2 separate regions of the Homo sapiens genome follow, and region 1 is linked to region 2. A link is an interaction called in ENCODE POLR2A ChIA-PET data of the cell type or tissue named here. Cell type or tissue: endothelial cell of umbilical vein. All regions are shown on one strand. Links, peaks and the distances in the headings refer to the core of each region. The heading gives the core; the rest is flanking DNA. Region 1 overlaps ACAD10 (acyl-CoA dehydrogenase family member 10). Region 2 overlaps BRAP (BRCA1 associated protein).

What was found. Peaks named below come from ENCODE experiments on the same cell type or tissue, not always from the same donor. Only the 100,000 strongest peaks of a DNase experiment are listed, where the experiment ranks them.
Region 1: POLR2A ChIA-PET joins it to region 2 with 6 read pairs; 4 of 35 experiments call an interaction of 5 or more read pairs at or near these places.

Annotation. Positions count from the first base shown.
Region 1 is chr12:111,707,503-111,718,612 of GRCh38, reverse strand. ACAD10 (acyl-CoA dehydrogenase family member 10) reads right to left here. Exons shown (of 21, transcript NM_025247.6): 5 at 8,929-9,087; 6 at 5,956-6,115; 7 at 2,651-2,792. Among named protein-coding and RNA genes, the nearest start is that of ACAD10, 27 kb to the right of the region's middle. In endothelial cell of umbilical vein, for the core only: no CTCF peak of the experiment used is centred there; no DNase peak of the experiment used is centred there.
Region 2 is chr12:111,638,431-111,649,540 of GRCh38, reverse strand. It overlaps BRAP (BRCA1 associated protein), which reads left to right. Exons shown (of 12, transcript NM_006768.5): 12 at 4,979-7,395. The coding sequence ends at 5,342. It overlaps LOC124903020 (a long non-coding RNA gene), which reads right to left and starts at 583. Exons shown (of 2, transcript XR_007063463.1): 1 at 246-583. In endothelial cell of umbilical vein, for the core only: no CTCF peak of the experiment used is centred there; a DNase peak (open chromatin) is centred at 5,840; H3K27ac peaks cover 320 bases.

The DNA of each region.
Region 1 (11,110 bases), core at 1,148-9,147, 69 kb before region 2:
AGCTACTCAGGAGGCTGAGACAGGAGAATCACTTGAACCTGGGAGGCAGAGGTTGCAGTGAGCCGAGATTGCGCCACTGCACTCCAGCCTGGGTGACAGAGCAAAAACTCCGCCTCAAAACAAAACAAACAATAGAAAAAAGTAACAAAACCAAACTGTGGTTCCCAGATCAATGTAATTGATAAATCCCTAGCTAGACTAACAAGAGAGAGAGAATACAAATTATCAGTTAATACCAGCAGTGATAAAGAAAGGATATCACTAGGGTGGGCATAGTGGCTCACGCCTGTAATCCCAGCACTTTGGGAGGCCGAGGCAGGTGAATCACTTGAGATCAGGGGTTGTAGACCAGCCTGGTCAACATGGGGAAACCCCATCTCTACTAAAAATAGTAAATTAGCTGGACATGGTGGCGTGTGACTATAATCCCTGTTACTTGGGAGGCTAAGGCAGGAGAATCACTTGGACCTGGGAGATGGAGGTGGCAATAAGCCAAGATCATGCCACTGCACTCCAGCCTGGATGACAAAGCAAGACTCCATTTCAAAAAAAAAAAAAAAAAAAAAAAAAAAAAAAGGATATCACTATAGATCCTACGTATATTAAAAGGATAGTAAGGGAATATTATAAATCATAAATTCAACAGCTTAGGTGATATGAACAGACTCCTTAGAAATTACAACTTACCAAATCTAAAACAAGATGAAATAAAATATCTGAGTAACAACATTTTTGTTAAATTGAATTAATAATCAAAAACCTTGGCCAGGCACGCTGGCTCATGCCTGTAATCCCCAATACTTTGGGAGGCCAAGGTGGGAGGATTGCTTGAGGCCAAGAGTTCAGGCAATATAGTGAGGCCCCATCTCTACAAAAAAATTTTTAAAACTAGCCAGGCATGATGGCATGTGCCTGTAGTATTTGGGAGGCTGAGGCGGAGAATCACTTGAGCCCAGGAGTTCGAGATTATAGTGAGGTATCATCACACCACTGTACTCCAGCCTGGACAATAGTGACACTCTGCCTAAAAAAAAAAAAAAAATCAGCTAATACTATATATGCAGTTTGTATCTGCCTTTACTATCTTAAAATTTTATCATACACATTTGTTATTATAGGCATACTTTTATTAGCTGCAATAACAGCATAATCATTAAAGGTGAGCTATGAAATCTCACAGACTGGCTATAAAGCCAGACTCTAGCACTTGCTTACTAGTTTTATGACCCTGGGTATGCTGGTTAATTTTTTTTTTTTTTTTTTTTTGAGACAGGGTCTCACTTTGTGAGTGCAGCGGTACGATCTCAGCTCACTACAACCTCTGCTTCCTGGGTTCAAGTGATTCTCCAGCCTCAGCCTCCCATGTAACTGGGACTACAGGTCCAAGTCACCAACACCCGGCTAATTTTTGTATTTTTTGTAGAGTCAGGGTTTCACCATGTTGCCCAGGCTGGGCTCGAACGCCTGAGCTCAAAGCAAATCTGCCTGCCTTGGTTTCTTTAAGGCTTACTTTTCCCAGTTGTAAATGAGGACTATAATTGTAACATATCATAGAGTTGTGAGGATGCTCTGCAGTAACAGACATTCGAAGCATTTATTTTAGTGCCTGGCACATATTAACCATTCGATAAATGTTAGCTATTACTATTACTGTCATTGCGACAGTATATATACCAAGGTTTACTTAATTATTTCCTGATTATGGTACAGATTATAGTATATTTAAGTAGTTTCCAAACTCTTTTGTTTGTTTCTTGAGACACAGTCTCGCTCTGTCACCCAGGCTGGAGTGCAGTGGTGCCCACCTCGGCTCAGTGCAGCTTCCACCTCCCAGGTTCAAGAGATCCTCCCACCTCAGCCTCCTGAGTAGATGGAACTACAGGTATGTGCCACCACACCCAACTAATTTTTCGTATTTTTGGTAGAGACAGGTTTTCACTATGTTGTCCAGGCTGGTCTTCAATTCCTGAGTTCAAGTCATCCACCTGCCTCAGCCTCCCAAAGTGCTGGGACTATGGTAGCTACTGCTCCTGGCCTTCCAAATTCTTATTATTAAACAACTTTATGGTGAGCATATTAATACATACAGCTGTTTCCCCCTACTTAGAATTATTTCTTTAAGACAGAGCCCCAGAATTGGAATTATTAGGTCTGAAAGTATGAAAACGCTGAGGCTTTTAATAAATTGTATCATATTGTTTTCCAGAATAGTTCTAATTTACATTTGGCTTTTTGGGGGATTGGAGCAGGGTTTCACAATGTCTCCCAGGTGGGAGTGCAATGATGCCACAGTAACTCACTGTAGCCTTAACCTCCCAGCTCAAGCAATCCTCCCACCTCAGCCTCCTGAGTAGGTGTGACTACAGGTTCATGCCAGCACACCCAGGCTTTTTTTTGGGGGGGGATGGGGGGTAGAAACAGGGTCTTGCTGCATTGCCTAGGCTGGTCTTGACCTCTTGGGCTCAATGATCCTCTTGCCTCGGTCTCCCAAGGCACTGGGATTATAGGTGTGACCCACCAAGCCTGGCCCATAATTGTAGTTTTAAATGTCTTGGGGTATTTTTATGGAGTGCTGACTTTTCAGTTTAGGGCTGAGCTTGTGCACAGTGGAGGCTAGTGGGCAAGTGCTCCCCTGGCCCTGAAAACTTACCTGAACTCCCTCTCTATGGCATGGGCAGATGGAAGGAGTGTCCCTGGGGGCTTCTTCCTCAGAACTAGATCACGATTAGCCAGCCTGATGTAGTAAGTTGGATTTGACTGCCCGTGATCAAACTGAAGTAGTTCCAATGGGCCTGCAAGTTTGAAAACAAAGAAAACTCAAACCAGCCCTGGAGGACAGATCTGAGCAGACATTCTTTCTTTCTAATGAGTTCTGCATTTGGGCTTCAAAATATCCTCATCTGCCATGCAGTGCAAGAAAAGTACCTCTTCTCTGCCTACTAGGAGTGACTGAGTCCCAGGTCTACACTCCGCCAACTCAGGTCCAGGATCACATGCCACTACAGTTTGTCAAAGGCCATTCATTTTATACCACAGTAATTTTCTCAGTTTGTGCAGGTGTCCAATTTTGTCCTTCCTGCCAGCTCCTGCTCCATGAATAAAAACATGTTCATTCTGTTTATCAAGCACAAACGCAGCCATGGCAACCCATCTTGCCAAATGGAATGCTTTAAGCCTGAGGATGAAAGGTGCCCTTGCACGTCCCTCTGCCTGACACTGCTGGGACAGCTGAAAGGAGTGACACAGAGGCCTTCGGCCTGACCCAAAGCTGCTTTCATGAGATGTAATTTCCCACTGCACTAGGCTGAATTCTGTGGCTCCCTTGCAGGATCCTGGCTGAGGTGAAACTAATTCATTCTCAGCTCCATAAGAAGACTGAACCCTGGGTATAGACTGATTTCACTTGGTTAGAAGAGTAGGCAAGCAACAGAACTCGGCCTGAGTTCTTCTGGCTGGCCAGAGTGGGCGCCTCAGCTGTGCAGAGGCCACTACCAATAATCCAATTGCTGGAAAACATCCTAACATGAAACTCCATCAATAAAAGCCTTTTTCACGGAGCAAGTGGGTGAAGCCTTTATTACCTGGGAAAAATGTCTTCTTTGGCCAGGTGCGGAGGCTCATGTAATCCCAGCACTTTGGGAGGCCAAGGCGGGTAGATCACCTGAGATTAGGAGTTTGAGACCAGCCTGACCAACGTGGTGAAACCCCGTCTCTACTACTAAAAATACAAAAATTAGCCAGGCATGGTAGTGGGTGCCTGTAATCCCAGCTACTCGGGAGGCTGAGGCAGGAGAATCACTAGAACCCAAGAGGCGGAGGTTGCAGTGAGCTGAGATCATGCCATTGCACTCCAGCCTGGGCAACAAGGGCAAAACTCCATCTCAAAAAAAATTTAATTTAATTTAATTTAAAAAATTTTGTAAGTCTTCTTTTTTGTTTTCTTTTGTTTTTGAGATGGACTCTCCCTCTGTCGTCCAGGCTGGAGTGCAGTGGCGTGATCTCAGCTCACTGCAACCTCTGCTTCCTGGGATCAAGCGATTCTGCCTTAGCCTCCCCAGTAGCTGGGACTACAGGCATGCGCCACCACACTCGGCTAATTTTTGTATTTTTAGTAGAGATGGAGTTTCGCCATGTTGACCAGGCTGGTCTCAAACTCCTGGCCTCAAGTGATCTGCCCACCTCAGCCTCACAAAGTGGTAGGATTACAGGCATGAGCCACCACCCCTGGCCCAAAAGTGTCCTCTAAAGCACACAAGGCACCTGGTTTTCTGAGGGGGGAATGTGAAGGAGGAAAGAGAAAACTTGTCTCCAAGAAATGGAGACAATTTGTTGCGTTTTAAAATCATGCAACTTTTTTTTTTTTTTTTGGAGACAGAGCCTTGCTCTGCTGCCCAGGCTGCAGTGCAGTGGCATGATCTCAGCTCACTGCAACCTCCACCTTCCAGGTTCAAGTGATTCTCCTGTCTTAGCCTCCCAAGTAGCTGGGGCTACAGGCATGTGCCACCATGCCCGGCTAATTTTTGTATTTTTAGTAGAGATGGGGTTTCGCCATATTGGCCAGGCTGCTCTCAAACTCCTGACCTCAGATGATCCGCCCATCTCGGCCTCCCAAAGTACTGGGGATTACAGGGGTGAGCTACCACACCCAGCAACATTATTTTTCCTTTTTTTTTTGGGGGGGGGACGGAGTCTTGCTCTGTCACCCAGGCCTGCAGTGGCACTATCTTAGCTCACCGTAACCTCAGTCTCCCAGGTTCAAGCAATTCTCCTGCTTCAGCCTCCCAAGTAGCTGGGATTACAGGCGCCCGCCAAAACACCTAGCTAATTTTTATATTTTTAGTAGAGATGGGGTTTTGCCATGTTGGCCAGGCTGACCTCGAACTCCTGACTTCAGGTGATCCGCCTGCCTCAGCCTCCCAAAGTGCTGGGATTACAGGCATGAGCCACTGCGCCCAGCCCTTTTTTTTTTTCTTTTCCTTTTTTTTTTTGAGATGGAGTCTCACTCTGTTACCCAGGCTGGAGTGCAGTGGCACAATCTTGGCTCACTGCAACCTCTGCCTCCCAGGTTCAAGCAATTGTTGTGCCTCAGTCTCCAGAGCAGCTGGGACTATAGTTGTGCACCACCACACCCAGCTAATTTTTGTATTTTTAGTAGAGTCAAGGTTTCACCATGTTGGTCAGCCTGGTCTCGAACTCCTGGCCTCAAGTTATCCACCTGCCTTGGCCTCCCAAAATGCTGGAATTACAGAAGTGAGCCACTACGCCCCGGTCAGCAATGCAAATTCTTTTTTTTTTTCCCCCCGAGATGGAGTCTTGCTCTGTCACCCAGGCTGGAGTGCAGTAGCACGATCTCGGCTGACTGCAACCTCCACCTCCTGGGTTCAAGCAATTCTCCTGCCTCAGCCTCCCGAGTATCTGGGATTACAGGCACCCACCACCACACCCAGCTAATTTTTGTATTTTTAGTAGAGACAGGGTTTCACCAAGTTAGCCAGGCTGGTCTCAAACTCCTGACCTCGCGATCCACCTGCCTTGGCCTCCTAAAGTGCTGGGATTACAAGCGTGAGCCACCGCACCCGCCTGCCGATGTAACTTCTAAGTCGTCTTCACAAAATGGGCTGTCGTCTCAAAGCATTAGAAACTGTAAAATCCTCTGAGCACACACTGCAGTCCCCAAGTTCCTCTCCCTGTTGAAAGCAGGCAACCACTGCCATACCACACTCTCAGGTGTAAGAGTGGGATAGGTACACTTTTGGAGATGCATAAATAGGGAAGTTAATGCTTTTTCCCAAGCAAAACTGAAAGCAGTGCTCCGATGCACCAGGCCCAATGGCTATTTTCCTCACTGTAAAGCTTCTTTGTCTCCAGCCCATTCCATTAGGGTTGAAAAGTGAGAAACAGACCAAAACCTTCGCCTTGGAGAGAGCTACCAAAACATGAAAGAAGCCCACATACCTGTGGTCTGGATACCCAGTAAGTCTTTGAGGTACTTCTGCAAGGAATCTTTCGGAATTTCCATCGTCTTTTTCACAGGCCGAGTGTTTGGAACACCTACTCTCAATGTAAAACCCAAGAGAGCTTCTAATTCCTTTACTGCAGTCTCTGGGTCATTAACCTGGTTTCAGAGAGAATATGTAGATGTATATTTTTTGTTGTTGTTATTTTTCCCTTCCTTTCACAGGATGTTGAGAATATATACACGTATATATTTTTAATTTTACAATTCATGGTAGTACAGGTGCAGAGAATATATATTGAACAGGTGCCAGCAGTCAATCCTGGCCTCAGGGGCTCCTATCTGTTTCCTAGGAGGTGTCTGAAATGTTTGTTCCCCGGTGCCACAAAGACATAGCACTTGAACATAAATTTAATTTACTCAGCAAGGCCATTTTTACTTCCTGCAGAAAGGGTACACTCACCAGCAGTTTTGCCACAACAGTACACCAAACAAAGGAGACAGGGTCATTTATAAGCTGACGCATCCATCCTACTGCTGTGTCCAGTTTCCATTGGCTGGAACGAGACTTTACATTCTGTATTTGTCCTAATTGGCTAGCAACTTAAAACTTTTTAAAAGAGGCAAAGGTAGAGGAAAACAAAGGAAGAAGGAAGTAACTTGTAAAATGCTGAGAAAAATAAAAACACCTTCAAATAAAGAAGAGGAACAAGCTATGACCCAATACTTGCTTGGACCAGTATTAGCAGGCCAAGGCAAATATTTAGACTAAATTGCAGGAACTAAAAACATAAAATACATTAATTTCTTTATTGCAGCTAGCAAATATTTAAAAATGTTAGCATAGCTGGGCGCGGTGGCTCACGCCTGTAATCCCAGCACTTTGGGAAGCCAAGGCGGGTGGATCACGAGGCCAGGAGATCGAGATCATCCTGGCTAACACAGTGAAACCCCGTCTCTACTAAAAATACAAAAAATTAGCCAGGCGCCTGTAGTCCCAGCTACTTGGGAGGCTGAGGCAGGAGAATGGTGCGAACCCAGGAGATGGAGCTTGCAGTGAGCCAAGATAGGACCACTGCAGTCTGGACTGGACGAAAGAGCAAGACTCCATCTCAAAAAAAAAAAAAAAAAAAATTTTAGCACAGGTCAGCTGGGTGTGGTGGCTCACGCCTGTAATCCCAGTACTTTGGGAGGCCGAGGCAGGCGTATCACGAGGTCAGGAGATCGAGAGATCGAGACCATCCTAGCTAACACAGTGAAACCCTGTCTCTACTAAAAATACAAAAAAATTAGCTGGGCGTGGTAGTGGATGCCTGTAGTCCCAGCTACTTGGGAGGCTGAGGCAGGAGAATGGCGTGAACCCAGGAGGTGGAGCTTGCAGTGAGCCAAGACTGCACCACTGCACTCCAGCCTGGGCGACAGAATGAGACTCCGTCTCAACAACAACAACAACAAAAAATTTAGCACAGGTCTTTAAATAAATTTTGCTTCTAAAAGAAGTTACTATTTATTCCTAATTAAATAATAAGGAAAGTCTTTAAAGAAGAACCTCTACTTTACTTTTTACAAAGGGTAGTCCTTTAGAGGGAAATTATCAAAGAAGTCAGTACTCTGAGGAAGGCCTTCGAACCCAGGATATTTAGCTAATGAGGGAGCAGTAGAATGCATTTCCTCTTCCCATTTAACTCCTAACCACACTGAACTTTCTATCCTGCAGAGAGAAGCACTGGTCAACGGTTCACAAAACAGCTAGGCATGATGGTGTGCACCCACAGTTCCAGCCACTTGGGAAGCCTGAGGTGGGAGGACTGCTGGAGTCCAGGAGTTCAAAGCCCTCGGCAACCTAGCAAGACCTCATCTCAAAAAAGATTCACGGCCGGGCGTGGTGAGGCCGTGAATCTTTGGGAGGCGAGGCGGGCAGATTTCCTGAGCTTAGGAGTTTGAGACCAGCTTGGGCAACATGGTGAAACCCTGTCTTTACTAAAATACAAAAAATTAACCGGGCATGGTGGCGTGCGCCTATAGTCCCAGCTACTCAGGGGGCTGACACACGAGAATTGCTTGAACCAGGGAGGCAGAGGTTACAGTGAGCCAAGATCATGCCACTGTATTCCAGCCTGGGTGACAAAGTGAAACTCTGTTTCAAAAAAAAAAAAAAATTTCACAATACCCTCTTGTGCCAAGAAGAAAGAAGATTATGTTACAACGTTTGCTCTTACCCTACAGGCCCATCAGCTCGACGATGAAAACCCAAACATAGAAGAATAGAAGCCAGGCATGGTGGCTCACACCTGTAATCTCACCACTTTGGGAGGGTAAGGTGGGTAGATCGCTTGAGCCCAGGAGTTCGACACCAGCTTGGGCAACACGGCAAAACCCTGTCTCTACAAAAAATACAAAAATTAGTCGGGTGTGGTGGTGTATGCCTCTGGTCAGCTACTCAGGAGACTGAGGTAGGAGGATCACTTAAGCCCAGGAGGTTGAGGCTACAGTGAGCTATGATTGCACCACTGCACTCCAGCCTGGGTGACATAACAAGACCCTGTATGAGAAAAAAAAAAAAAAAGAATAGAAAAAAGTTGGCATGAGACCCCCTCACATGGCTTCTCGTGCTTTACAGCAGTGAGCTGCATGGCCTGCATGGCTGGTGGCCACTGGCTCCCCACTTAAGGCAGCATCACTGGATCATGAGGACAGTGTGAACACCCCCACAAAGGTCTTAAGCCTGCCATTCACCTCCTTTCCCATCTCTTTTCTCAACCTGCCTTCGCAGTACCTGTTTGTCTTGCTTCCCATTGAAAATACAAGCAGCTAGTCACATAGATTTCATAATTAACACAAAATAAGATGACTATGGAAACACAGGGGGAAACCCTAAGGAAAGCTAGAGCTACAAATGTAAAAAGATTACAGAGAAACATTGCATTAGTGGCTGGTGCATGGGAGGGAGTTCAAAAATTAGTGACTATTACCTTAATGGTGTGAATACCAAGTCTGGCAGCTTCTTTTAGATTTGTTCCAAGGTCATCAAGAAAGATGGACTCAGAGGGCTGCAGGCCGAGCTGCTCCAAGCACAGCTTGTAGATCCTAGGGTCTGGCTTACAGATCCCTTCCATGCAGGACTCCACAATCTGATGGAGGGACAGGAATGAGAGATGAATGTCCCGAAAGGTGGAGCTCCCACATGCATGCTGGTAAACTTTTTGAGAGGAAAAGCATAAGAAGGACAGTTGAGATTTATTATAACAAGTAATTTAAGAGTGTTATGATATAAAATGATGTTGCCTTCTTACATTGAGTAATTTGACAATACTGGGTTACAACGTGGGGGCAAACTCGAGAAACCAAAGTGTCTGTTTCAGACACTGTGACCCTGTGCAAACGAGCAAAGCCATAATGGGCCTCAGTGCCATCATCAATAAAATGGGAATAATATTAATAGTCATCGTACCTATCTTAGCTCAGTAAGTTGTGAAACTTAAATGAAACTTAAGTGGGTTCCAAAATGACAAAGCATTTGGCTAATGTCACATCTTGGGGCTAAACAGAGCAGAAGAAAAGCTGTACATGTCAGTTTGACGGAAAGCATTTCGCCATTTTTTTTTTTTTTTGCAGAAAGAAGACACTATTACAGGTATAAAATAAATACGAACTTAGTGTTTATTTCAGAGGTTAAAAACCCATCCATACTCCATTTAGACAGAAATTCCATGGGAGGGCTGACACTGTTCCTGACATGCTAAGAGGCTCCTGTACTCTGACGACCTTGCTTCAGCCACATATCTGATCCGTAATGGGTGGAGGGTGCTGGTGAGAGTTCAGGAGAACACGGGAAAGCCTTCTCAGTGTCAGGCTGTCTCTGATCCACTGATTCCCCGAAAGTCCTTTTACAGTGTCCCCAGGGCGTAATCTCCTATAGAGTGGGCCCAATCTCCTATAGCCACATAGCCTATAACCAATACCCTCTGATCTGCCCTAAGAACAGAACTAAATCTCTGACTTGCCACTTGGAATGACCCAAGCTCTCCAAGGCCAAGGACAAACCCAGTGGCCCCTCTCTCTACCCTACACTTGCATTCTGGGTTGGGTGAGAACTGCCCTTTCAGGTAAATAAATGTCTGGAATAAACTGGACCTTTCTACTTTCTCTTGTCTCCTAAGGACCTGAATGAGCTAAAAAAAAAAAGTCTAAGAGGCTACCCTAAAGAAAACGTCAATAGTGAGAAGTACAGAAGCAGGGTGTTTCAGACACCAGTCGATGTAACGTACCAGATGGAAGTGGCAGAGCTGTACTGGCTGAGACAAGAGCTAGGAGAGTGGAGGGAATTGGGGGGGATGGGGCAAAGTTCCAGGAAGCATTCGGCTCCTCTCACTAGGTGAATTACATCTGGGGGAAGTAAAATAAATTCTTAAGATTTATTTGATAAGATCTCTAGCCTTCTCTTTCTTATTTTGCACATGATGGCATGAACTTATTCAGGGCTTCTATTACTTTCTTGGCAAAGCAGGAACTGTGGGAACAAGGTCAGTGTTTTTCCAAATGTAGATCAGATAAAAATGATTTTATTTATCAAGGCTCTATCCCAGGAAGATGGAGGGGAAGCCTCCTTCTCAAGGTAAGCATGACAGAGGCTGTCTGATAAGAGAAAAGCATGGACAGAATCTGAAGTCCCTCACTGCGTCTTGGGGTATCTCACCCCAGCTGCAAGGCAGAATCACCTGTGGAGCTTTTTCGAAATACACATGCCTGGATCCCAACTAGACATACTCAATGAAAGCCTCCAGGGAAACAGACCCAGCATCTTTACAAACTCCCAGGTCATGTGATGTGTAGGCAGAGTTGAAAATCTTTAATCTCACTGGCCCAACGAAGGGTACAAATACACCCAGGCATAGGCAGATGTAGGGCTAAGGTAATATGCCACTTCCTGGAGTCCAGCAAAAGTAGCTCTTCCAAAGATGGAAAGAATCAGAAAGGGGCTCTGGTAGCAAAATGTCCAATACTTGAGTTATCAGAGAAATTTAATCTGATGTGTTCTAGAGGCTACCATGACTCTCACTATATTTCATGAGCTGTTCCCTTTTGCACTGACTCAGAATATCCTTGGAGGAATGGGCCAGGGGAAGGGTCCTTCTGATCCATCACAACTCTAAA
Region 2 (11,110 bases), core at 990-8,989:
ATGGAGCAAAAAACTCATGAACAGCATGGCGATAACATTCCTTATTTACTGTTATTTGGGAAGATAGTTGCTACTGATTGAAATTACCAGCCAGGCATGGTGGCTTACGCCTGTAATCCCAGCACTTTGGGAGGCTGAGGCAGGCAGGTTGCTTGAGCCCAGGAATTCAAGACCAGCCTGGACAACATGGTAAAACCCCATCTCCACTAAAAATACAAAAATGAGCTGGGCATGGTGGCGCATACCTGTAGTCCCTGCTATTCAGGAGGCTGAAGTAGGAGGATCACATGAGTCTGGGAGGCAGAAGCTGCAGTGAGCCAACATCTCACCACTGCACTGCAGCCTGGGCAACAGCGAGACCCTGTCTCAACAAAAATAAAATTTTGTTAAGCTATTGTAAAAACAACACTACAAAATTAATAGACGTAAAACTTAAAAATTACCCTATACTTTCAGCACCCTAACAAATTGAACAACTGTGTTAAAGAATACAAAGTAAAAACCGGACGGGTTTTTTTTGTTGTTGTTGTTGTTGTTTTGGAGACAGGGTCTTTCCCTGTCACCCAGGCTGGAGTACAGTGGCACAACCTTAGCTCACTACATCTTTTTTTTCTTGAAACGGAGTCTCGCTCTGTTGCCCAGGCTGGAGTGCTGTGGCGCGATCTCGGCTCACTGCAAGCTCCGCCTCCCGGGTTCACGCCATTCTCCTGCCTCAGCCTCCCAATAGCTGGGACTACAGGTGCCTGCCACCATGCCCAGCTAATTTTTTTGTATTTTTAGTAGAGATGGGGTTTCACCGTGTTAGCCAGATGGTCTCGATCTCCTGACCTCATGATCCACCTGCTTTGGCCTCCCAAAGTGCTTGGATTACAGGCGTGAGCCACCGTGCCCAGCCCATCTTTATTTTTAGACAGAGTCTTGCTCTGTCGCCAGGCTGGAGTGCAGTGGCGCAATAGGCTGGAGTACAGTGGAGCGATCTCAGTTCACTGCAACCTCCGCCTCCCGGATTCAAGTGATTCTCCTGCCTCAGCCTCCCGAGTAGCTAAGACTACAGGAGCACACCACCACACCCAGTTAATTTTTGTATTTTTAGTAGAGACGGGGTTTCACCATGTTGGCCAGGATGGTCTCGATCTCTTGACCTCATGATCCACCCGCTTTGGCCTCCCAAAGTGCTTGGATTACAGGCGTGAGCCACCGTGCCCAGCCCATCTTTATTTTTAGAGAGAGTCTTGCTCTGTCGCCAGGCTGGAGTGCAGTGGCGCAATAGGCTGGAGTACAGTGGAGCGATCTCAGTTCACTGCAACCTCCGCCTCCCGGATTCAAGTGATTCTCCTGCCTCAGCCTCCCGAGTAGCTAGGACTACAGGAGCACACCACCACACCCAGCTAATTTTTGGATTTTTAGTAGAGACGGGGTTTCACCATGTTGGCCAGGATGGTCTCGATCTCTTGACCTCATGATCCGCCCTCCTCAGCCTCCCAAAGTGCTGGGATTACAGCCTTGAGCCACTGTGTTCGGCCAGCTCACTACATCTTCCACCTCCCTAGGCTCAGGTGATCCTCCCACCTCAGCCTCCCAAGTAACTGGACTACAGCTGTGCACCACCACCCCTGGCTAATTTTTTTTTCTTTTTTTCTTTTTTTTTTTGAGACGGAGTTTCGCTCTTGTTGCCCAGGCTGCAATGGTGTGATCTCGGCTCACTGCAACATCTGCCTCCGGGGTTCAAGCAATTCTCCTGCCTCAGCCTCCCAAGTAGCTGGAATTACAGGCATGCACCACCATGCGTGGCTAATTTTGTATTTTTAGTAGAAACAGGGTTTCTCCATGTTGGTCAGTCTGGTCTCAAACTCCCGACCTCAGGTGATCCGCCTGCTAAAGTGCTGGTTTTACAGGCGTGAGCCACCGTGCTTGGCCTCTGGCTAATTTTTTGCAGAGACTGTTTTACCATTACAGGCATGGGCCACCACACCCTGCAAAAACTGGAAGTTCTTTTTCACCCTCTAGATCCTGCTATCTAGTGTTAACCATTATTAACCAGTACCAGTGAATATTTCTTCTTCTAGATGTTTAGCTCTGCCCACATAAATATCTCACATGCATAATCTTTTCTCTGCAAAAATAGAATCTAGGTATTCTTTTTGATAAAATATGTTTTTGGATTTTTTTTCATACTAGCACATCTAAATCTATCCTGATCTTTGTAACATCTGCATGCTGTTTAATTGTATGGATGTACTATAATGATTTCTGTTGTGGTGGTTGTTGTTGAAATAAGGTCTTGCTGTGTTGCCTAGGCCAGAGTACAGTGGCGTAATCATAGTTCACTGCAACCTCCAGCTACTGGGCTCAAGTGGTCCTCCTAGTCTGAGCTTCCTGAGTAGCTAGGACTACAGGTGTGTGCTACCATGTCTGCCCAATTGAAAATTTTTTTGTAGAGACGGGGTCTTGCCATATTGCCCAGGCTGGTTTTGAACTCTTAGCCTCAAGTGATCCTCCTCCTTGATCCTGTCTTGGCCTCCAAAAATGCTAGGATTATAGGCATGAGCCCTGCACCTGGCCTGCATAATGATTTTGACCAGGTTCCTATTGATTGTGTCAAGTTGTGTCAAATCTCACACTACTATAAGCAATACTGTAATGAGCATCTTCCTCCATGTCTCTTTTTACCTAATCCTGAGTATATCTATTCTATGGTATAAATTCCTAGAAGTAAAATAGCTGTGTCAAAGGGCATGCAAATTTTTTGTTTTTATTTATTTATTTTTGAGACGGAATCTTGCTCTGTCACACAGGCTGGAGTGCAGTGGCACGATCTCGACTCACTGCAGCCTCCGCCTCTAGGGTTCAAGCAGTTCTCCTGCCTCACCCTCCCGAGTAGCTGGGATTACAGGCACACGCTACCACACCCGGCTAATTTTTGTATTTTTAGTAGAAACGGAGCTTCACCATGTTGGCCAGGCTGATGTTGAACTCCTGATCTCGTGATCCACCCTCCTCGGCCTCCCAAAGTGCTGGGATAACAGGCGTGAGCCACCGTGCCTGGCCCAAATTTTTTGTTTTTATAGATATTGCCAAGTTGTCTTCGAAAGAGTTTATACCAGTTCATGCTCCAGTGCTAGTGTGTAAGTGCCTCTTTTCTCATGTCTCAGCTCTTGGGTGTTCTGATGCATAAAAATAGTATCTCAAATAGTGGGGTTTTTTTGTTCGTGGTTTTTGTGTGTGAGTGTTTTTGGTTTTTGTTGTTGTTTTTTTGAGACAGGGTCTTACTCTGTCAGACAGGCTGGAGTGCAGTGATGCAATCACAGCCCACTGCAGGCTCAAATTCCTGGGCTCAAGCAGTCCTCTGCCTCAGCCTCCCAAGTAGCTGGGTCTACAAGTGCACATCACCACACCCAGCTAGTTTTTTAATTTTTCTTTTGTATAGACGGTGTCTCGCTATGTTGACCGGGCTGATTTCAAAGTGACCCTCTCACTTTTGCCTCCCATAGTGCTGGGATTACAGACATGAGCCACTCTGCTGGGTCTCAGATGGTATGGGTTGTTTGTTTGAGACAAGATCTCGTTCTGTCACTCAGGCTGGAGTGCAGTAGCATGAACACAGCTCACTGCAGCCTTGACCTGCTGGGATCAAGCAATCCTCCAGCTTCAGCCTCCTGTAAATCTGGGACCACAGGTGCACGCCACTGCACCTGGCTAAGTTTTTTGATTTTGTGTAGAGACAGGGTCTTACTTTGTTGCCCAGGCTGGTCTCGAACTCATTTCCTGTTTCATTTACTGAAGCGATCCTCTCGCCTCAGCCTCCCAGAGTGCTGGGATTCCAAGCATGAGCCAATGCACCTGGCCTCAAATGGTGGTTTCATTTGCAATTCTTTACTTATGAGTAAGACTGGACATCAAGAATAGGGCACTCCCAAGTCTAAAGCCCTTTGGTTAGAATAAGTGCCCTTTTTTTCCCCTTCAGCAAATGCAATGAAGTCAGAGTACTTGACTCTCCAAGAATGCCACTTTTCCTCATAACTTCCTTATCACAGCTATCATCTCGAAGGCACCTATTTAACCACTGACTGCAAAACAAAGAAGCAGTAGAATTTTTACCGTCAGTCACAGAATAGTTTCTGCTACTGAAAACTTTCTGATGCTTAAAAAAAAGTGTCTTAAAAGTACATTTGTGGGCTGGACGCGGTGGCTCACACCTGTAATCCCAGCACTTTGGGAGGCCAAGGTGGGTGGATCACAAGGTCAGGAGTTCCAGACCAGCCTGGCCAAGATGGTGAAACCCCGTCGCTACTAAAAATGCAAAAATTAGCTGGGCACAGTGGCAGGCACCTGTAATCCCAGCTACTTAGGAGGCTGAGGCAGGAGAATCGCTTGAACCCAAGCGGCAGAGGTTGCAGTGAGCCAAGATCACGCCACTGCATTCCAGCCTGGGCAACAGAGTGAGACTCCATCTCAAAAAATAAATAAATAAATAATACACTTGTGGACTGGCGCAGTGCCTCATGCCTGTAATCCCAGTACTTTGGAAGGCCGAGACAGGTGGATCACCTGAGGTTGGGAGTTCAAGACCAGCCTGGCCAACATGCCGAACCCCAATATCTACTCAAAATACAAAAATTAGCCAGGCATAGTGGCAGGTGCCTGTAATCCCAGCTACTTGGGAGGCTGAGGCAGGAGAATCGCTTGAACCCAGGAGGTGGAGGTTGCAGTGAGCTGAGATCGTGCCATTGCATTCCAGCCTGGGCAACAAGAGCGAAACTCCGTCTCAAAAAAAAATACACTTGTGTTAAGTAGAGCAAAATTCTTGCTTTGCATAGCTGATTGCGATGGCAGAAAACCATTCTCCCTCACGATGGGAGAAAGGGGTCTGTCCTAAAGGGATTCTGAGGTCATGGTTTCTCTGTTCAATCCCAGAGCAGAAAGGGGACTGTGTCAGCAAATGAAAAATGTGCTTTTGTCTTCCTTTGTTTTTCAAAAGGTGCACTCAGCTAAACACAAAAGTGGCCAAACTCACCAACGAGCTCAAAGAGGAGCAGGAAATGAACAAGTGTTTGCGAGCCAACCAAGTCCTCCTGCAGAACAAGCTAAAAGAGGAGGAGAGGGTGCTGAAGGAGACCTGTGACCAAAAAGATCTGCAGATCACCGAGATCCAGGAGCAGCTGCGTGACGTCATGTTCTACCTGGAGACACAGCAGAAGATCAACCATCTGCCTGCCGAGACCCGGCAGGAAATCCAGGAGGGACAGATCAACATCGCCATGGCCTCGGCCTCGAGCCCTGCCTCTTCGGGGGGCAGTGGGAAGTTGCCCTCCAGGAAGGGCCGCAGCAAGAGGGGCAAGTGACCTTCAGAGCAACAGACATCCCTGAGACTGTTCTCCCTGACACTGTGAGAGTGTGCTGGGACCTTCAGCTAAATGTGAGGGTGGGCCCTAATAAGTACAAGTGAGGATCAAGCCACAGTTGTTTGGCTCTTTCATTTGCTAGTGTGTGATGTAGTGAATGTAAAGGGTGCTGACTGGAGAGCTGATAGAAAGGCGCTGCGTTCGAAAAGGTCTTAAGAGTTCACTAACCTCACATTCTAATGACCATTTTGCCTTCCTGCTTGGTAGAAGCCCCAACTCTGCTGTGCATTTTTCCATTGTATTTATGGAGTTGGCGTATTTGACATTCAGTTCTGGGGTAGGTTTAAGATGTTAAGTTATTTCTTGTAACCTCAAAGGTAAGGTTATCTAGCACTAAAGCACCAAACCTCTCTGAGGGCATAACAGCTGCTTTAAAGAGAGGTTTCCATTGGCTATTAAGGAGTTATGAAAACTCCCTAGCAATAGTGTCATATCATTATCATCTCCCCCTTCCTCTGGGGAGTGGAAGAATTGCTTGAATGTTATCTGAAAAGAGGCCTGGTAGTAAACCAGGCCCTGGCTCTTTACCAGCAGTCATCTCTTCTTGCTCTGGGGCCAGCCAGGAAAAACAAACAACCCGGGGCACATTGGGTAGACTCAGTGTAGGAAAAATGGTGGCAGCTCCACTGTTTATTTTTGGTGACTTCGTACATCATTATGAACCGCAATTAAGGAGGAGGCTTAATGGCTGTTCCCAAACTCAAATCTCAGAGTGGGTATCCTAGCATCTAGCAAGACTGAGTGGGGAGATTTCTCATCCGTGTGAAAATGTAGAGTGAGGCCTCTGACTAGCTAATTGTGTATTTTGTTGGGTTTAGTATTTTCTAAATGTTTACAAAATATTGGGCTGCATGTTCAGGTTGCAGCTAGAGGGAGCTTGGGCAGATTTTCAATTACGCTTTCAAGATATAACCAAAAGCTGTTTCTAAATCCTAAAATTAGAATTTCAACAGAGCCCCCTTTAGAACAGTCATATAACGCTTGTGTGGGCCAACAGAGGGGCTGTGTACTCTCTCTGGAACCATAAATGTCAAATAATTTATAACCTGCAGTAATTGAGCAAACTTAAAATAAGACCTGTGTTGGAATTTAGTTTCTTGAAGAGGTAGAGGGATAGGTTAGTAAGATGTATTGTTAAACAACAGGTTTTAGTTTTTGCTTTATAATTAGCCACAGGTTTTCAAATGATCACATTTCAGAATAGGTTTTTAGCCTGTAATTAGGCCTCATCCCCTTTGACCTAAATGTCTTACATGTTACTTGTTAGCACATCAACTGTATCACTAATCACCATCTGTTTTTGTGGGATGTGCTGCAGCATTTCCCAAAAAACTTTACGTGTAATGTTGCAAAATGAATGTACTCAGACATTCTTAATTTTTACTTAGGGCAGACCAACTCTTTGAGTCTCTCTTGGACTTATATATACAGATATCTTAAGAGTGGGAATGTAAAGCATAACCTAATTCTCTTTCCTATAGAGATTCTATTTTATTTAAAATCTATTTTTACACTAGTTAGAATCCTGCTGTTTTGGCCAAGTACTTGTCTTGCATGTCTGACCTTGCAGAAGCTGGGGTGGATCATAGCATACTAATGAAGAGAATTAGAAGTAGTTTACAAAGCTCGCTCACTCCTCATTTCTCTGTGATCCCTTCTATCCAGTGGCCCCACCACCACCTGGGAAAACAGATTTTTCAGTACAGGTGGGATAAATGCTCTGAAAGGCTGTGCCCAGAGGAATGAGCAAATAGGCAAGTGTTTCCAAACTACTTGGAGGTTTACAAAAAATATGTCCCAGAAAAAAAAAAAATCTTACCAAGATACGTAAAGAAAAAAAAATTTTTTTTTAAACAGTCAAAGAGTCATGTTTGAATTTCACAAAATCACATCAGACAGAAGTTGTTTTCTTCAGGAGGGAAATGAACCACTTAATATACCCATACTACCTTGAACAATGAAATTGAATTAAAATAGCCAAACTTTGAAATTATTCTGCCCCGTGTGAAATGTGTGTCTCTGACTGACATTTGCTTGGGAGCATGTCTCTAATAATCTAAGAAAGTGTCGGCTGGGCACAGTGGCTCAGCGCCTGTAATCCCAGCACTTTGGGAGGCTGAGACGGGCGGATCATGAGGTCAGGAGATCGAGACCATCCTGGCTAACATGGTGAAACTCCGTCCCCACTAAAAATACAAAAAAAAAAATTAGCTGGGCATGGTGGCAGGCACCTGTAGTTCCAGCTACTTGGGAGGCTGAGGCAGGAGAATGGCATGAACCCGGGAGGCAGAGCTTGCAGTGAGCCGAGATTGCACCACTGCACTTCAGCCTGGGTGACAGAGCGAGACTCCATCTCAAAAAAAAAAAAAAAAAAAAAAAGTGGCCTTGATTTAAAAAGCAACGTAAAAATCAGCCCCTTGGTTGGGTGCGGTGGCTCACATCTGTAATCCCACCACTTTGGGAGGCTGAGGTGGGAGGAATGCTTGAGGTCAGGAGTTCAAGACCAGCCTGGGCAACATGGCCAGACCCAATCTCTACCAAAAAAAATAATAATAATAAAAGTTTTTGATTAGCCGGGCATGGTCTTGCACACCTGTAGTCCCAGCTATTTGGGAGGCTGAGGTGGGAGGATCGCTTGAACCCAGGAGTTCGAGACTGCAGTGAGCTGTGATTATACCACTGTACTCCAGCCTGGGCAACAGACCTTGTCTCAAAAAAAAAAAAAAAAAAAAACCCTCAACAATATAGTGAGCATCTAGATTATTCATCTTTCCACTCCCTTCTTCCAGGTTCCCAAACTAGTGAAAAGTAGCTGAACTGGGCAAGGGAAGTCCTAGGCACACAACTCTTGCAAACTAAAAGCACATTTTTTTATTTTTTATTTTTTTTGAGACAGTCTTGTTCTGTCTCCCAGGCTGGAGTGCAGTGGCTCCACCTTGGCTCACTGCAACCTCCACCCGCTGGGTTCAAGCGATTCTCCTGCCTCAGCCTCCCGAGTAGCTGCGCTTATAGCATGTGCCACCATGCCCAGCTAATTTTTTGTATTTTTAGTAGAGATGGGGTTTTGTCATGTTGGCGAGGCTGGTCTCGAACTCTTGACCTCAAGTGATCCACCCGCCTCAGCCTCCCAAAGTGCTGGGATTACAGTTGTGAGTCACCGCACCCAGCCACTAAAAGCAATTTTTACACCTGAGACTATTTCCCACTAAGCTGAGATTGTTTTGGTGGGGGGGTTTGTTCTTGGTGGGAAACCGTCATAAATGTGACTTGCTAGAATATATTGATCAATATATAAACACTGAAGCAACTACCCACTCTCTGCTTGCATGGCAAAGTTGTCCTCCTCAAAAGGGCTGAGAAACTGATTTCCACAGCCAGCTAGTAGAGTGTGGAGAACTTGGCAAATCACGAATGAACAACCTTCTGTCATCGTTTAGAAACCCCTCTCCTAGTACAGTCAGGCTCCACAAGCTACAAATACCATCCATGAGATTTGGCTGCCATGCATGATGCCACGTTGCTTGGGCTGGTGGCATATTTTGGCTTGTGCGATGCCATGGGCTTATCTAAAAAAGGAAAAAGTCACTCTTATTTTCTCCAGGATAAAGCTGAATTAACTGCTGCATAGTGACTCTGCTGCATCACTTCTCTTGGCAGCAGAAGGGAAATTAAAAGTCTCTTAAGAATCAGCTGCACCTTAACAGTGCTGGGGGTCCTTTAAACTACCCAGAGACCAGGCTGTCACCTTAATCGAGTTTAGGAAGCCACCGAGTATTCTGTGGCAGACCTTTTCTGTTGGCCAGTCCTTTTCATGCTTCCCTGTGAAAATTCTTGAAATAGAGACCCAGAATACCTATAAAATGGTTGCACCAACAGATGCAGCTTTTTTTTTTTTTTTTGAGACAGAGCCTCACTCTGTTGCCCAGGCTGGAGTGCAGTGGCGCGATCTCAGCTCACTGCAACCTCCGCCTCCTGGGTTCAAGCAATCCTCATGCCTCAGCATCCCAAGTAGCTGGGATTACAGGCACACACCACCATGCCTGGCTAATTTTTGTATTTTTTGTAGAGATGGGGTTTTGCCGTGTTGGCCAGGTTGGTCTCGAACTCCTGACCTCAAGTGATCCACCTACTCGGCCTCCCAAAGTACTGGGATTATAGGCATGAGCCACTGTGCTCAGCCATTTTTTGTATTTTTTGTATTTTGTATTTTGGTAGAGATGGGCTTTTGCCATGTTGGCCGGGCTGGTCTCAAACTCTTGGCCTCTAGTGATCTGCCTGCCTCGGCCTCCCAAAGTGCTGGGATTACAGGTGTGAGCCACTGCGCCTGGCCCAGATATAGCTTTGACAGTAAAGAGTGAAGCAGTAAGAGGGAGAAAAGCCTGTCCTTTAGGAACCCCAAGTTTTATCCTAGAGCCAAGGCCAAGTGTCTGCTTCTCCTCTGCAAGGTGAAGTTGATTTTGCACCTCCCACCCTCACCCACTGGCCTCCCCCAAACCCTGTTCTGTAGTCTCCCTGGAGCAAGTGAAAAGCATTATTTGCATTTGGGTATTAGTGAACTTCAGGGAAGTTACATAAGGCTTTTAATTTTTACTGGAGTGGGGGCTGGCCTCTTTATCCTGATTAATTGCCATAATCAACAACTTCTTTCTTTCTTTCTTTCTTTTTTTGAGATGGAGTCTCGCTCTGTCCCCCAGGCTGGAGTGCAGTGGCACCATCTCAGCTCACTGCAACCTCTGCCTCCTGGGTTCAAGTGATTCTCGTGTCTCAGCCTCCTGAGTAGCTGAGATTATAGGTGCATACTACATGCCCGGCTAATTTTTGTATTTTTAGTAGAGATGGGGTTTTGCCCTGTTGGCCAGGCTGGTCTCAAACTCTTGACCTCAAGTGATCTGCCTGCTTCGGCCTCCCAAAGTGCTAGGATTACAGGCGTGAGCCACCACGCCTGGCCATCTTTTCATGTTTTAGTGATAACCTTTCTTTACCTTGTATTCCTGAAACTCACATGTTCACAGACATTTACGACCATAGGGTCTATCAGACATTAATTTGGAAACTTGTACTTCCAGAAGCCAAAACAATTTCAGAATTATTGTAGCTAGTATGCTTTTCATGAACATTGAGTAGTCTCTCCCTATAATTCTGGAAGCTTAGGAGGACATGAAAGAAAGGGGTTCTGCAGTTGGTTCTTAATCTGGATTTTGCATTCTTGCTGCATGAAAGGAAGAAATGAACAATCTTGTTTTGTACAAGATGATTGCCGTCTTTAGGGCCTAATGTTGAATTGCTTCGAGTGAAAAACTCACTGGAATCATCTGGAAAATGTGGTTTTGGTACTTGGCACGGAGCTGCACTGGTGCAGATAACATTTGTTACTCTAAGGCTAATTACCACACTTACTAAGTGAACTGAAGCAGCTTTGTTTCTTTTCAGACCTTTTTCTAAATCCCCTGACCCAAGACTCCTTTCCGATCCAGCTCAAGATGGCCTTGAAACAAATGCAGGGAGGTTTGTCCAGGAGGGGAAGTCCAAGAGTGAAATTACATGCAAGATCCCAGAACGTGAACGTGTACAGCACTCAGGATAAATCTGGGTGTTTTGTTTGTTTGTTTGTTTTGGTTTTTTTTTGAGACCAAGTCTTGCCCTGTCACCCAGGCTGGAGTGCAGTGCAGTGGCTGGATCTCGGCTCATTGCAACCTCCGCCTCCTGGG